2 separate regions of the Homo sapiens genome follow, and region 1 is linked to region 2. Evidence: chromatin contacts called from ENCODE POLR2A ChIA-PET data. All regions are on one chromosome and are shown on one strand. Each heading gives the region's core, a stretch centred on a gene start or an enhancer-like site at or near the end of the contact. The rest is flanking DNA. Distances are from core to core; before and after follow the strand shown.

What was found. ChIA-PET counts read pairs that join two places held with the same protein, here RNA polymerase II (POLR2A).
Region 1: POLR2A ChIA-PET joins it to region 2 with 10 read pairs in CD4-positive, alpha-beta T cell. The contact joins the enhancer-like site here to the promoter of AGPS in region 2. POLR2A ChIA-PET finds 5 or more read pairs at or near these places in 4 of 52 experiments (BJ, CD4-positive, alpha-beta T cell, CD4-positive, alpha-beta memory T cell and 1 more).

Annotation. Positions count from the first base shown.
Region 1 is chr2:177,308,694-177,311,393 of GRCh38, reverse strand. LOC100130691 (Putative uncharacterized protein FLJ44553) reads left to right here. Exons shown (of 9, transcript NR_026966.1): 7 at 66-161; 8 at 359-430. Among named protein-coding and RNA genes, the nearest start is that of MIR6512, 3.8 kb to the left of the region's middle. Within about 2 kb of position 1,258, at least 2 of the 41 ENCODE cell types and tissues checked have a DNase peak (open chromatin) inside an H3K27ac peak, as active enhancers do; they include CD4-positive, alpha-beta T cell, where a contact is called at or near this core.
Region 2 is chr2:177,391,501-177,394,200 of GRCh38, reverse strand. AGPS (alkylglycerone phosphate synthase) reads right to left here and starts at 1,428. Exons shown (of 20, transcript NM_003659.4): 1 at 1,152-1,428. The coding sequence starts at 1,411. It overlaps LOC100130691 (Putative uncharacterized protein FLJ44553), which reads left to right and starts at 1,510. Exons shown (of 9, transcript NR_026966.1): 1 at 1,510-1,628. RefSeq lists a silencer at 1,209-1,428.

The sequences.
Region 1 (2,700 bases), core at 9-2,508, 83 kb after region 2:
TACCTGGGACTACAGGCACACGCTGCCACGCCCGCTAATTTTTGTTGTTGTTGTTTGTATTTTAGTAGAGATGGGGTTTCACCATGTTGCCCAGGCTGGTCTCAAACTCCTGAGCTCAGGCCATCTGCCCGCCTCGGCCTCCCAAAGTGCTAGGATTACAGGTGAGTGCCCGGCCTCTTATCTTGAATTGTAATTCCCGGGTGTTGAGGGAGAGACCTGGTGGGAGGTGATTGGATCATGGGGGAGGTTCCCCCATGCTGTTCTTATGACAATGAGTGAGTTCTCATAGATCTGATGGTTTTATAAGGAGCTCTTCCCACTTTGCTTCTCTCTCCCTCCCTCCTGCTGCCTTGTGAAGAAGGTGCCTGCTTCCCCTTCACCTTCCACCATGATTGTAAGTTTCCTGAGGCCTCCCCAGACATGTGGAACTGTGAGTCAATTAAATCTCTTTTCTTTATAAATTACCCAGTCTCAGGTAGTATCTTTATAGCGGTATAAAAACAGACTAATACAAACAGGTAGCTCTAAATTGTGAGTTTTTCTTAACTCCTTTGATCTTCTGTGATAGCGATTTTTCACATTTCACACTTCCCTAATGCCAAAAATCCACCTCCAGCAGCTGTTTTGCCTCTTTCTTATCCTGCCCCTTGGAAGAATGTCATCATTATTGCTGCCACAGCACTGTGTTCTTTTTCAGAAGTTACAGCAAGAATTGGTTGGCTTTCTTTCTTTTTTTTTTTTTTTCTCAGACAGAATCTGGTTCTGTCGCCCAGGCTGATGTGCAGTGGTGGGATCTTGGCTCACTGCAACCTCTGCCTCCCGGGTTCAAGCAATTCTCTCGCCTCAGTCTCTCGAGTAGCTGGGATTACAGGCACAAGCCACCATGCCCGGCTAATTTTTGTATTTTCAGTAGAGATGGGGTTTCACCATGTTGGCCAGGATGGTCTCGATCTCCTGACCTCGTGCTCCACTTGCCTTAGCCTCCCAAAGTGCTGAGATTACAGGTGTGAGCCACCGCGTCTGGCCAGATCTGCTTTCAAATAAATGAAAAGAAGACCAGGGTTAGAACTGGTGGGAAAATGTGAATATTAGAATTCTTTTAAAGAAATATAGTTTTACCACATAATCTAAGGTCGTGTGATTAAGTACAAGGCATTGTTCTAAAAGGCTTGAGGAAAAGTTGTTTCTCCTAAGAGGTTAAACAAGCTCATAACCCTACCTCTCCTCACTTGCAGGCACAACCACTTCCTGTGTTTTTTTCATGTGGAGCAACTGATGTTTTCTCAATCTTATATAAGATGTTATACAAGGCCGGGTGTAGTGGCTCATGCCCGTAATCCCAGCACTTTGGGAGGCCGAGGTGGGCAGATCACCTGAGGTCAGGAGTTTGAGATCAGCCTGGCCAACATGGTGAAGCCCCATCTCTACTAAAATACAAAAAAAAAAAAAAATTAGCTGGGCATGGTGGAAAACACCTGTGATCCCAGCTACTCAGGAAGCTGAACCTGGGAAGTAGAGGTTGCAGTGAGCCGAGATCGCACCACTGCACTCCAGTCTGGGTGACAAAGCAAGACTCCATCTCAAAAAAAAAAAAAAAAAAGTTATACAAAAGAGGTTTCAAGCGAGTTCCCTACCTTCCTCAGAATCAGATTTTTCCCCATAGGCTCCTCTAGAAATTATGGCATGGCTACTGGAACAGTAAAATATATCTAGAGCAAGATTCTTCTCAACCCTTTTGTGCCTTATCCCCGCTCTCTCCTTTGATATTTGGATATATCATTTGGTTCCCTAATAATAATAATAGCTGAAGTGGGTTGTGAAATATGACTTTTTTATTATTCAACCCAATTTCTGTTCCATGGCCACATATCTCTGGGCTGTTAGGAAAAATCATTTTACGATATATTTTCAACTCATACCACATAGTAGCAGGATCTTACACAGTGCCAAGGCTTCTGGAATGGGGCAGGTATCTTAGCTGGTCCTTAACTAGTTCACAATGATTCAGCCAAGATTCATATACATTGTAGGGGTCCCATGGCCCCTTTATGTCTAGGACCTTCTATTATTTCTGAGTTACCCTATTGTTTCTGAGTTATGTTCATCTGCATAAATGCATCTGCATAGTCATTCCCCTAATTCCTACTTGCCAGGCACTCTTCTAATTACTCCATGTGCATTGTCTCATTTAATCCTCATAATAACCCTATATGACAGTGTTGCTATTATTATTTACATTTTATAAATGAGGACATTGAGGTTAGGTAATATGCCCGAAGCCCTTATATCTCAGTAGTGCTGAAGTTTTTGCTGTGGATTGACTCTCTACTCTTAAAAGTGTGAGTGCTCATTAATAATCCATTGGCACACTCACTGTGCTTCTCAAATCTTAGACAAACCTCTTGTCATCACCTTGAAGAATTCATCTTTGCAAAGACCCATTACACCAAGGCATGCCAGTCATCTTAGTTAATCTTCATATTCAGTTCATGAAGCAAATATTTCTAGAGACTGGCTATATGCCCAGCACAAGTTCTGATGACAGAATGGGCTAAGGAGCTACAGTAGCACAAGAGTCCCTTTCGTCGAAATCTTAAAAGCAAATTTTGTCCAAGTTATCAATTTTATCTAATGGAATTTAACTAAATTAGAAAGAAACCTAAGTCCTTCAGTCACTAACCCATAGATTTAATACTTGGG
Region 2 (2,700 bases), core at 179-2,678:
CGTATTTTTAAATTTCTGTATTGCTGGTACAGTGTGTATTTTGTAAAGACTCATGTATGTTGAATTAATTCATCAGAAGCAAGTATAGCTTAGGAACTTGGCCATGAAGTCAATTTGATGTGCTTTCAAATTCTAACCTGTCACACAGCATATCTGCTAAGACTCCAGCAGACTTAATTTATTCATCTGTAAAATGGGAGAAAACCGCACATACCTCATAGCTTGGGAAGAAACAAAGGATTTAGCACACTTTGGCACACTTAAAAGTACACTTTAAACATTAGCTACTTATTTTTTTCACTCTCGGTTTATCCATTTATCCACGGTGACAAAGCCACACGTCAGAAAGTAGCTTCTCCTAATAGCCTTCATCAGAGATTGAGGAGATCGAGACCATCCTGGCTAACACGGTGAAACCCTGTCTCTACTAAAAATACAAAAAAAAAAAAAAAGATTTCTCCAAAAACATCGAAAGTCAAGATCTCTTACAAACATCCCTCATCGGTTAGACTCTTGTCTTTTAGCTTCTGGTTACACAGAGCTCAGTAGCTATACCACCACACCTTAAACCACTAGCTAGTGTTTGCAGTTTATGGCTTCTTACCATTCATCGGTTTCCTCCCTCAAAGTCAATACATCTTGATCCTAAGCAAGTGGAACTTACCCCACAGAAACCAGTCAGCACCTTTTTCCAGGGCACCACCAGTTTCCCCCACAGCAGGCTTTCGCGAATGAGAGAGATTCCTATGATCTATCATCTAGTACAAATTTATATCTCCTCGGAGAAAAATAGAACCTCTGCTACCCATTCCAAGACCTCAGCACCAAAAGTATTAATTCAAGATAAAAAATGAATTCCTGGCACTAAAAGCTCAGGAAAAAGGAATCCTTTAAACCCTTCTCCAACGAGAGTTCTTCAAGCCTGTTACCCTCACATAGTGACCAAAATCCACCATCCCATCCCGCCCCCTTCCTGACAGAATCCAGGGTCTAGTCCACTCTCTCGAAAGAGAGGTGGGTCCCTACTTTCAGGGACCGGGATGCCTTCCGCCCACCCGTGTCACTTCCCTTCCCACCTCGCCTGTGCCCTCCTGCAGCACAGGCCCGGCCTGGTCCCTCGACGCTAACTCCTTCCACATACCGCTACTCACCGCTTCTTTGGGATGGTGCCCGACTCCTGCGCGGCGGGAGTGGCCGTGGGCGCTGCCGTGGCCGCCGACGCGGCTCTCCGCGCTTTGCACTCATTGGTACTCAGAGCCTCCCGGGGCCGGCCCAGCAGATGGCCAGAGAGAACCCGCAGCCTCCGCCCGGCGCGGTCCGGGTCCGGGTCCCGGTCCCGGTCCGCTGCAGACCCGTAGCTCGCGCCCGCGCCCAAGCCAGTCCCACCCGCTGCAGCCGCCGCCTCCGCCATGGCTACCGCCTTGTGCTGCCGCCCGGAACCGCTGGGCGCGGGTGAAAGGTCACTCAGAGCGGCGCCCGGCGCGACCATTCGCTGCGGCGCATCCCGGCAGCCACCGCGGCGACTTGGCGGCGGGTGCCATGCGTCTGGAGCTTCACATTCTCTGCCCCCCACCCACCGCGCCGGCGCTCCCTTGTCACGCCTCGGGAAGCGCGCACCTGCCAAGCAGGTGAGTTCGAGCTGACTCCCGGTTGGCCCAGCCCGGTCCAGCTGGACCGAGAGCCAAACCACGTCCGCCCTCGAGGTGTCCTAGAACCCTGGGTGGTGTCCTCGGGTGTGGCCTGGGGGCTTTCGAGGGCAGATGCCTTGGAGCAGGAGAAATGGGCAGTGCTACTGGACCTGATGGATCCAGCGGCATCCTTTTCCTGAAAGAGATTCTAATGTTCCACCTGTGCTCTTCCTCCCTGCGGGGTCACCAAAGTAACTCAAAGCTGACCATCATTGCCTCTAACCATTAGAGCAAATAGCTCTATCATTTTCTTATTTCTCACCACCTATTTCGTGCCTGGCACTGTGTTTAATGCTAGATCACAAGTAAGTACAGAAACTGAGTTGCAACTTAAGTTCTCATTTCATTCATTACTGGATCCTAACCCCTTCCTAACTTTAATAGAGATAAAGTTTCTTATTGCTACAGACAAAAATTACCCAAGAGCTGTGAAGACATCTCAGTTATTTACAGATTGAATTCATTTCTGGAAGATAGCACGTGAAAAGTGCTCCTCACCTGTTTCAGCCGGTGTCTTGCATAAGAATTAGCTTAGACAAAAACTCACATACACTGGCCATTGTCATTCTCCATCCTGTCACCACTTTCACATCATGCTTTCCTAACAAGAAAAATATTGGCAGAGGAATCTGAAGAACACCACATCCATGGGACTAGAGACTAACAATTGCTCTCTTGGGTGTTGCCAGCTTCTAAAATTGAGATTATGCCTTTAGAGTGAACTTCCAAAGAGGCCCAGACTGGTTAAAAACTCTCAATTAAGGGCTAAGCAAATTGCTGTTGGAGGGCCAGCTCTAGTCTGTGGCCTGTTTTTACACAGCCCTCATGCTAATGGTTTTTGTATTTGAGAAGGGTTGTTAAAAGAAAACAAGAAATTTTTTAAAAGAATATGCAACAGAGACCTTATGTGGTCCCAGAAGCCCCAAAATATGTATTACCTGGCCTTTACAGGAGGTCCGAATGTCTTCTGAAATTTATATACGAAGAGATACCAAACCATTGAAAACAGTCC